Linked DNA regions of Homo sapiens: region 1 is linked to region 2. Evidence: read pairs that join two places in POLR2A ChIA-PET (ENCODE). Cell type or tissue: CD4-positive, alpha-beta T cell. All regions are shown on one strand. Each heading gives the region's core, and the rest is flanking DNA. Links, peaks and the distances in the headings are about the cores only. Region 1 overlaps NUP214 (nucleoporin 214). Region 2 has its middle 27 kb from the start of PLPP7.

Region 1 (5,372 bases), core at 127-5,126, 89 kb after region 2:
AAGTCCCAATACACACGACACTCATGATCCAGGGTGACAGGCTGGGCCTAACTAGCAGCCTTTCAGAGAGAATGAGCTATCGCCCAGGGCCAACTTTTATCTCTGCTCTAGGAAGAAAAATGGCAGGACTACAGTATGAAATCCAACCTGGCCAGTGTTTTAGTTTCCATCCCCCATTGGAACACCAGGGCATTTGGGAACTATGCAGTACACAGTTCCTGCTCTACCTCCAACAATCCTTAAGCTTTATTCTATCATTTTAGCATTTCTCACTTACCGACCATTCCCCCACATCCTGCTCCCATTTATTTATCTTCAGCTCCTCTTGGGATCTTGATTCTATTTACTTTTTCCAAGTCATTTCATTCAGGATTTTGTATTTGCTTCCTGAATCAATAATTACTACCCAAACCAATGTAAAAGTGGCCACTATTTTCCTTCCCCTGCTCGCCCCACCTGGAGACAATCCCCTGTGCCCCCTCACTCAGTTCTCCCTCCAGATATGGTCCAGCACACAAGGTGGCACTGTGTGACCTATCAGAGCCCCTTGAATTGTTTGCAGAGGAACTCGGCTGGGTTGGGGAGAGCTTCTGGGGTCTGGAGGTGACTAGGTGAGGGAAACGGATCAGTGGTTTCTGGGAGAAGGGGCAGCACCTGGGGGCAAGAATCAACCCCAAAGCAAGAAAAAGTATCTAAAACTCTGCCTTCCCACCATTCTATTCACTTTTAATGGTGAGGTCAAGGCTCTTTCCATACAAAGGTGGCCAAGGGATCTGCTCTCATTGGACTTTCTCCCAGGAGCGGCCTGCTCCCTTCCTCCTCCTGCCTTGGGCCTCATCAGCAACAGCCTGCCCTTCAGGGTCGGAGACAGGCTCATGGCCAGGGACCTGGAAGAAGGTAATGGGCTCTTATGGAGATTTAATAACTGACCTGGCATTAACCTTTTTTAGGACTGACTAACCAGCCAATCGGGATTTGTGTGAGAGCCGCCCCAAGGCAGAATATACTTTTCTACTAGTAAAGAAAACAGCTGGTTTCAAATAAATAAATCAATTCACAAGATACCCAGCCAACCCAAACCTTCTACCAACTCTGTGGTACTGTGTGCTGGTTCATCACTGCAGAGAACAGCATCCATTAAGACCTCTGAGAATACCAGCCTAAGTGGGTCTCTAACTGTCCTTTCAAAGCTTTCCTTAACTTTAATTCTTGGGGTTTCCTGAGGGCAAACCTAAGGCATCAGTCTCCCGTGAAACAGGAGAAGCAGCACGCCAACCCTCTCACTCCTGCTGCTGCGCTCCAGCATCTTGCACGGAGGGGAAGGGTGTGAGTAAGAACATACTATAGTTTATTTTCAAGATAAAGATGCTGTCATCTTGCCAAGACTCAGATCCAAGTATCTCAACAATTCCCCTAGACAAAATCATCTCCCCTCCCCCAAACCTTCAGCTCATGCTGAGCCCAGTACTGCGGCAAGAGGCGTTTTAGAACTCCTTTCAGGCATCGACACCTCCTTTGAACAAGAGACTTGGTAGTCATCCCGTGTACATTTTTTAAATTGGGATGTTGTGGTGTGGTGAAGGTTTTTTTCCCTTGGGGTTTTGGCAACCACACTGAAATTCTGCCCTTAAAAGCGACTCCCTAAAAATGGCCTTTTCCAGTGCAGACGCACACGAGGCAATGAGAGCAGCTTCGAAATCCCTGATCATCCAGGATCTTCCCACGGGAGGACCTGTGCAACTGAATACTCACTCTGGGGGGCTGCAGGGGAGCAGGGGACACAGGGAGTTGTTTGTTCAAGGACAACGGGTCTAACACAGAATAATCCCAAGAGGAAAGAATCTGGTGAAAACCATTCATTGAGGACTTCCTAACAGAAGCTCCACACCGGGGCACCTCTTGGCTACAAAGCAGTAGTTAAGGCAGGGCTGGTGCCTTCCTTTAGCCCCAGCAGGAGAACAGGGGCTCTGATGACCAGCATTTCTCATACCAGGGAACAGCAACACAGCTGAGGTCCACCATGAATTCAACAAAGCCTGGCTTGAACGAAATGAGTCTTACCCTGGAGAGGTACAGGAATCCTTGAGGGAGTTGTTCACAAATTTCAAGGGAGGGGCCTTCACCTCATGGTCAAATTTCTTTTCAGAGCAAGAGTACAGGCCCCTAGTGCTTTTTGGCTGGCGTGTGGGTTCCCAAGGGCCCTCCCCAGGGGGCTTACCCGAATCCTCCTGCGCTGGCAGCTGCAGTGCCCTCTCCGAACACTTTGCCTCCCGTCGAGCCCAGAGGGCTTGTAAAGGCTGGGGCTGAACCGAATGCTGGCACCCCTCCAAACCCAGGGGATCCCCCAAAAGTAGGAGGGCTGCCAAACACTGGAGCAGCACCGAAGCCACCTGAGCAAAACAGAGGCAAACAAACAGAAATAGGGAGAAAGAAAGGAGGAGACAGGAAGAGAAGACATTGAGCAATGAGAAACCAAATCAAAATAGGAAGAAAAAAGGGAAAAGAGGATGTTAGCAATTCAAATGCAAGAACTAGAGTAAAGGGCAACACCCCCCCTCCCCCCCGCCCTTCTATCAAGAAAATAGTAATGAAAACAACAAAACAAAAGCCCTCAAACCAAACCACTCCCCTCCATTCCTAGCAGAGGGCTCTGGGGTCCACTCAGGAGAGCTCCTGCAGACCCTGTGAAGTCACTGTGAAGCCGTGTGAGCAGACCTCCAAGAGCCCACTCGGTGCACCTTCCACCCCTCCCAGGTCCTCTGAGCTGTTTGGAGTGAAAAACCATTCTCAAAAACTCCAATCCCTACCTAGCTGACAAAAGATGACAGACTATATTACTTATCAGTACACAGGCAAGACATCCAGCTTCATAGAAACCCAAATTATAAAATCAGAGGCTCAAAACCTCCTCTCAGGGAGAATCCCTGAATTGGGTCATAGCAGAGACAGAGACGTGTATGCTGGCGCCCAGCCAGGTGCTTTTTATTTATTTACAGCCTGATGGCTCCTACGTCTCTCATCAGAGTCTCCCTTTCTCTCGCTCAGTGGAGGTTTGTTTTTTTTTTTTTAAATGCTTTTTTCCTGCAGTCTGGAATTACTTCCCAATGAAAAAACACACCAAATTTCTTCTTTGGAGGCAGGCTGCTGCATAAATCTAATAAAATAATAAGTCAACAGTGAGGACAGCCCTAGAGTTCAGATGCCTTCTGCAACGTTGCCAACACTGCTGCCCAGTGGGCTCAGGCTGCCAGAGGGCAGCACCACACAGGTGGCCACACAGACAAGGGTCAGGTCACGCACAGGGCACCCTACTCTGATTGCTGGTGATGCCTGTCAGGCAGGAAGACAAAACATCCTCTCCTGAGCTATTCCTGATGCGGGTTCCCAAACTTCCAAGATACTGCTGAAATCATTCTAAAGTATTAGAATAGACACTCAGTGAGTGTCTTCTTGAATGAATGGAATAGAATGGCATAAGAAATGTGCTCTAACTGGGAGCACCCTCTAAAGGGAGTACTTCTTAAGGTGAGTGTTGGCCTATGAACTGCGTGCTAGCGGGAGTAATGGTGGCCTAGCGACAAGCCTTTTCTCCCCTTTCAGAAAGTCAATCTGTTGTTAGAGGGATGAAATCCAGACTTCTTATTGTTTATGTAATCACAACACAAGCTTCTGCCATCTGAATCAGGAAAGATCAAATCCTGGGTATGAAAAGTTGTCAGCTGAATCCCTCAGTTAACTGTTATTTTGTGATTCACTCATGTGCCTATTTGCCATTAACAGTGGTAGGCTGCACAACTGAGAAGATACTTTTTTGCTAAGGCTCGTGTTTGGGTTAACATTCCGCATGTTAAAACACTGAGTGAAATTCCAAGCCATGATAATGGAGACTGTTGGGTTATAAATATAACAGACTGGAAAAAAAAAAGTGCTAAAAAACCCTTACAGTTGAATTATTTAAGACTGATCACAGATCTAGTTACACTTTCTTCCTAGACATGCAGGGCGCTATCTAGTACCTTGTATCAATATTGCTTAGACTTCTTGGTGGAAGGTGAGTGAAAAATGGGAAGTCATGATGATACAGAAAATAAACTGGACAGGGGAGGGGTGGCGGTTAAATATACACAGAGAGAAAAAGCCCCCAAACAACACACCTGGGTCACAGCCAAATTAAACAGGAAGAAAACAGTCACTCTGGCTTAAAGAGGCAACTCTCTCCTGATGGCAGGAGGGGTTTGATTTTATCAGTTGCCGTATTTTCATAAATTTCTTCTCCAGAAGAAACAAATTTTCTAATAATCAATGATGATAAACTTTCTGATTTATTGAGGGCCCACTATATGCCAGGTGCTTCACAGCAGTTTTCTTAAATCTTCCCAATAAGCCTGGGATCCTTACATCACAGGGGAGGAAACTGAGACTTAGAGAATATGCCACTTGTCCCAACTTCAGCCAGCTGATGGGTGCTAGAGCTGGGACTGGAACAAGGTCTGTGCGACTCAAACGCCCACCTCTCATCTTCCCCATCATTCATCCCCTGCCTGCCTCCCTCCAAATCTAACACTTTAGCGAGACAGCAGGGTGTAGACCACTGACCATGGTGGGCAGCAAGGCCATCTTCAGTCCATCCCACCTTCCTCCTGTCCTCTCCCCGGATGACCTCCAGCAGGATAATTTTATAATGCAATTTTACTGAAGGGAGGATAGATACTTTTGGAATTTTTCAAAGACCCATCCAAATCATCAACTTAAAATCTCTCTTAAAGCAAAAAGTGCCCTGATGCCTGGACAGGAAGGCAGTTCCTCTATTCACAGCAGCCCTTCCTTCTGCTCGGGACTTCCAGTCCCCTCTTTCAATAGAAAAAGCTCTCCCAGAACCAATACGAGTTCTGCAGCAGAGAGATGAAGTCCTGAAACATGAGGGGGAGTGGCCTTTCCCCTGCCCTCACTTTGATGTTTATGGTTACTAGTTCACTCATCTTATGTATCTGAAAGATAGTTGTTCTCTATTCGAGGCCTCAATCTAAGTATTAGTTTCATGGGGCAAATAAGTACTTACTATGAAAAGTTGGGGCATACATTTTCTCTAAGACTAGACAAATAAAAGGGTCAGATTTTCTTTCTTTTTTTTGAGACAGAGTCTTGCTTTGTTGCCCAGGATGAAGTGCAGTGGCATAATCTTGGCTCACTGCAATCTCTGCCTCCCAGGCTCAATTGATCCTCCCACCTCAGTCTCCCGAGGAGCTGGGACTACAGGTGTGCACCAACGTGCCTGGCTTATTTTTGCATTATTTTTTTTTGTAGAGACGGGTTTTTGCCATGTTATCCAGGCTGGTTTCAAACTCCTGGACTCAAGTGATCTGTCTTCCTTG
Region 2 (5,372 bases), core at 214-5,213:
CTGAGGCAGGCAGATCAGCTGAGGTCAGGAGTTCGAGACCAGCCTGGCCAACATGGTGAAACCCCGTCTCTACTAAAAATACAAAAATTAGCTGGGTGTGGTGGCGCATGCCTGTAATCCCAGCTACTTGGGAGGCTGAGGCATGAGAATCACTTGAACCTGGGAGGCGGAGGTTGCAGTGAGCCAAGATCTGCACCACTGCACTACAGGCTGGGTGACAGAGCAAGAACCTGTCTCAAAAAAAAAGTATTTGTGCGTGAATGTAGGTAAAGCTAAGCGTGTACATATACACATGGATGTGTGTGTACCAGAACACATGGATGTGTGTGTACCAGGAGGGTCAGGGAAGGGAATGGCAGGAGCTAGAAAAACCCAGGAACTCCCAGACCTACTGCCATCTGTCTCCAGGAAGAAATGGGACAACTGGCCCTGGCTTTTGGCCCATGGCGAAAGGTGCATTTTATATCTAGGTGCATGTATAAATGTGACTGTGTGCAAATATGGACACATGTGTTCTCATGTTTGCATCTACGTGTATGCATGCATGAAGTTTAGATATGGAAATACCTGTGGATATGTACGGAGGGACTATTGAAGGACTGTTGTAGCTGGAGGGATGCTTGGAGATCTCACGTACATAATTTTACATATGAGGAGACGGAGGCCAGCGGCTGAGACTGCGTGTGTGAGTGATTGTGCGCTCGGGCTCAGGGGAGCAGCAGGGCTTTCTGAGCATCATCTCGCCCCCTGACTGCCCCGTGATTATCACGCTTATTTCACACGTGAGGAAAAGTCAGGTGGGACGAGGCCAGGGCACCAGCCTGTGAGGGGCCGCCTGGGCCACGTGGGGTCACATATGGCTTACATAAACGCCATGGGCCAAAGCTGGTGCCAGATGTTCTGTTTCTTCCTGGAGCCAGATGGCGGCGGATGTGGGAGTTGGTGGATTTTTCTAGCTCCTGCCATCCCCTTCCCTGACCCTCCCGGATTTTCCCCAGGCAGGGAAGGGCTGGGGACTCGGGGAGCTTTGTCCTGGTGAGAATTGCCTTGGCCTGGGAAGCTGCTTCCTTTGGGCAGGGCCTCAGGAAGCCATGATGGGGTCTGTGCCAATGCATCTCCTCTAGGGTGGACTCCTCGCACAGTGCTCTTCCTATAGGGCCCAGAAGCAGAGCAGCCAGGCCAGTGGCATAATGTAGGCCATGCCCCGGGGCAGTCTCTGCACTGTGGATCTGTCCCCAGGTTTGGCTGGGGGTTTGGTTTTTAGTAGAGATGAGGTCTCACTATGTTCTCAAACTCCTGGGCTCAAGTGATCCTCCCACCTTGGCCCCCTAAAGTGCTAGGATTATAGGTGTGAGCCACTGCATTTGGGCGCCGTGAAAAGCTTTGAGAAGGCTAATGGAAAAGCAAGGGAGAGCCCTGGGCACACAGCCCCCTCGAGGAGGCAGGTAGGGCCCCACCTCACGGTGTGGGTCACAGAGCTTTACTCCCTGCATTTCCAGCCATGTGGGTTTGGGGGCCATCCACCCATCAGATACTGGTTAGGAAGGTGATCAGGGCTCAGTGCAAGGGAATACTATAGGTGAGGATGGAAACTACAGGGAGAGAGGTCCATGACATCTTAGCATGTGGAAGAGCAGATTAGCAAACAGTATGGAGAAGTTCCCTATTCAGAATGTGTGTGTGTACATGCATAAGAATTTGGATTGGGGGGCCGGGTGCAGTGGCTCATGCCTGTAATTTCAGCACTTTGGGAGGCCAAGGCAGGAGGATCACTTGAGGTCAGGAGTTCGAGACCAGTCTGGCTAACATGGTGAAACCCCGTCTCTACTAAAAATACAAAAAATTAGCTGGGCATGGTGGCAGGTGCTACAGGAGAATCACTTGAACCTGGGAGGCAGAGATTGCACCACTGCATTCCAGCCTGGGCGACAGAGATTGAGCTGAGATTGCGCCACTGCATTCCAGCCTGGGCGACAGGGCAAGATTCCATCTCAAAAAAAAAAAAAAAAAAAAAAGAATTTGGATTGGGCCAGGCGAGGTGGCTCACACTTACAATCTTAGCATTTTGGGAGGCCAAGGCGGGAGAATTGCTTAAGCCCAGGAGTTGAAGACCAGCGTGAGCAACAGAGCTAGACCTTATCTCTACAAAAAATTTTTTAAAATTAGGCTGGGTGTGGTGGCTCATGCCTGTAATCCCAGCACTTTGGGAGACTGAGGCTGGCGGATCGCCTGAGGCTGGGAGTTCCAGACCAGCCTGGCCAGCATGGTGAAACCCTGTCTCTAATAAAAATACAAAAATTAGCCGGGCGTGGTGGCAGGCGCCTGTAATCCCAGCTACTTGGGAAGCTGAGGCAGGAGAATCGCTTGAACCTGGAAGGCGTAGGTTGTGGTGAGCCGAGATCGCGCCCTTGCACTCCAGCCTGGGCAACAGAGCGAGACTCTGTCTCAAAAAAAAAAAGAAGAAGAAGAAGAAGAAATTGACTTCTCACAGTTCTGGAGGCTGGAAAGTCCAGGATCAAGGTGCCCACAGATTTGGCGTCTGGTGAGGGTCCGCTCTCAGGTTCATACATGGGGCCTCCTCACTGCATCCTCACCTGGGGGAAGGGGAAGGGGTCTCTCTGGAGCCTCTTTTTTTTTTAGATGGAGACTTGCTTTGTCACCCAGGCTGGAGTGCAATGGTGCTATCTCGGCTCACTGCAACCTCCATCTCCTGGCTTCAAGCAACTCTCCTCCCTCAGCCTCCTGAGTAGTTGGGATTACAGGCATGCCCCACCCTGCCCAGGGCTGATTTTTGTATTTTCAGTAGTGACAGGGTTTTGCCATGTTGGCCAGGCTGGTCTTGAATTCCTGACCTCAAGTGATCCGCCTACCTCAGCCTCCCAAAGCGTTGGGATTACCGGCGTGAGCCACAACGCCCGGCATCCGGAGCCTTTTTTGTAAGGGCACTAATCCCGTCGTGTGGGCCCACCCTCATGACCTAATGACCCCAAACGCCCACCTCTTCATACCCTCGTGTTTTGGTTGGGATTTCAATGTACAGACTGTGGGGGGCACAGACTGCAGCGGCTGCCTCTCCATACGCTGGCGCAGAGCATCGACGCATCTTACAGATGAGGAAACTGCCCAGAGCCAGCCCTTGTGCCGCTGCCTCCCTGAGACTTTTTGGATGGGGCGGGTGGGAGCCGCACACAGGATGAGTGGACGCTGAGCTCTGTGGCCCTCCCACCCAGAGCTGCATCTCTGTCCCTCCGTCCTCTCTTCCCAGAATCCTCCTGACCAGAGCAGCAGAGAGCGGATCTGTTTGCAGCCTGCCTGTCCCCGCCCTGCCCTCACCTCGCCCTCTTTGACCTTGAGACGGATTCCTCGAGCCAACGTCTCTTTCCTGGAGCTGGATGGGGACAAACCCGGGGTCCCTCCCTCTCTTAGGAGTTGAACCACAGTGACCAGGAGCCCAAGAGCGCCGAAGCCCTGTAGTTGCTATGGAGATGGGAGCGGGTTTGCAGAGGGAGCTGTGTGATTAGGTGGCATTTGCGTCTGTAGAAGGAGGCAACGCAACACCCTCGCCACCCCTGAGAGGTGCTTATACCTTGGACACTCTTATGAGAGCTTCCCAGAAAAGCCAGGCTCACAGGGGCAGGAACGGAGATTCCTCCACACACCTCCACCCTGTCCCTGCCACCAAACACCCAGGTACCCAGGCAAACCGTGGCCAGGGGACAGGTGCCATCATGACATGGGTGAGCTGCCTGCCTGGAGGTTCTCCAAGTCCCTCCTGCTGCCCACCTGTCCAAGCCCCAGAGTGTCCCTAAATGCCCAGGGAACGCTCAGGGTCCTTTCCAGGGGGCAGTGGCCTAAGAGGCTCATTCTCCAGCAACCCTCTGCGCCGGGCTGGGTGGTCCCATTGCCCTGTCTCCAGCCCTCACAACTGTGCAAGCCAAGTATCAGCCCCATTTCACAGACGGAGAAGCTGAAGCTCAGAAGGGTCAGCAACCTGTCAGGGCCGGAATCTGAACCCAGGTCTGCCCGACTCCCATTTATGTGCTCTTTCCCTCACACGACCCAGCCCAGCCCAGCTCCAGCCTGGCCCCCTCAGCCTACCCTGGGCTTCCAGCCAGTGACCTTCCCAAAGCACAGAGCTGAGGCTTAGAGAGAGATGTGGCTGGACATGCAGAGAGTGAAGCCCTGTGGCCCACAGCTGGAGGTGGGACCCTGCCTGCCACCTCAAGGGGGCTGTGTGTTCTGGGTTGTGTGCTCAAGGCTCTCCCTTGCTTCTCCCCACTACTCCACGAGCTGGCCTTTCTGCTTGAAAAGAGACCCCCAGCCTGGAGCGGGCTCATGCCTGTAATCCCAGCACTTTGGGAGGACAAGACAGGCAGATTACTTGAGGTCAGGAGTTCAAGACCAGCCTGGCCCACATGGTGAAACCCGGTCTCTACTAAAGATACAAAAATTAGCTGGACGTGGTGGCACACGCAGGTAGTCCCAGCTACTCGGGAGGCTATGGCAGGAGAATCCCTTAAACCTGGGAGGCGGAGGTCGTAGTGAGCCAAGATCGTACCATTGCACTCTAGCCTGGGTGACAGAGCGAGACTCTGTCTCAAAAAAACCAAAAAACAAAAAAGCGGAGGTTAGGCACAGTGGTTTGTGCCTGTAATCTCAGCACTTTGGGAGGTGGAGGCGGGCGGATCACATGAGGTCAGGAGTTTGAGACCAGCCTGGCCAACGTGGAGAAACCCCATTTCTACTAAAAATACAAAAAATTAGGCCGGGCGCGGTAGCCCTCACACCTAATCCCAGGTGTGAGGTGGGCGGATCACGGGGTCAGGAGATCGAGACCATCCTGGCTAATATGGTGAAACCCCGGCCGGGCGCGGTGGCTCACGCCTGTAATCCCAGCACTTTGGGAGGCCGAGGCGGGTGGTTCACGAGGTCAGGAGATCGAGACCATCCCGGCTAAAACGGTGAAACCCCATCTCTACTAAAAATACAAAAAATTAGCCGGGCGTAGTGGCGGGCGCCTGTAGTCCCAGCTACTTGGGAGGCTGAGGCAAGAGAATGGCGTGAACCCGGGAGGCGGAGCTTGCAGTGAGCCGAGATCCCGCCACTGCACTCCAGCCTGGGCGACAGAGCGAGACTCCGTCTCAAAAAAAAAAAAAAAAAATGGTGAAACCCCGTCTCTACTAAAAATACAAAAAAATTAGCCAGGTGTGGTGGTGGGCACCTGTAGTCCCAGCTACACGGGAGGCTGAGGCAGGAGAATGGAGAGAACCCGGGAGGCAGAGCTTGCAGTGAGCCGAGATCTCGCCACTGCACTCCAGCCTGGGCAACAGAACGAGACTCTGTCTCAAGGGAAAAAAAAATTAGCCGGGCAT

The links. ChIA-PET counts read pairs that join two places held together with the same protein. Peaks named below come from ENCODE experiments on the same cell type or tissue, not always from the same donor. Only the 100,000 strongest peaks of a DNase experiment are listed, where the experiment ranks them.
Region 1: POLR2A ChIA-PET joins it to region 2 with 5 read pairs; 2 of 35 experiments call an interaction of 5 or more read pairs at or near these places.

Annotation. Positions count from the first base shown.
Region 1 is chr9:131,225,178-131,230,549 of GRCh38, reverse strand. It overlaps NUP214 (nucleoporin 214), which reads right to left. Exons shown (of 36, transcript NM_005085.4): 33 at 2,219-2,390. Among named protein-coding and RNA genes, the nearest start is that of FAM78A, 49 kb to the left of the region's middle. RefSeq lists enhancers at 1,744-2,742, 2,743-3,742. In CD4-positive, alpha-beta T cell, for the core only: no CTCF peak of the experiment used is centred there; a DNase peak (open chromatin) is centred at 2,949; H3K4me3 peaks cover 900 bases.
Region 2 is chr9:131,313,905-131,319,276 of GRCh38, reverse strand. No RefSeq gene overlaps it. Among named protein-coding and RNA genes, the nearest start is that of PLPP7, 27 kb to the right of the region's middle. In CD4-positive, alpha-beta T cell, for the core only: no CTCF peak of the experiment used is centred there; no DNase peak of the experiment used is centred there.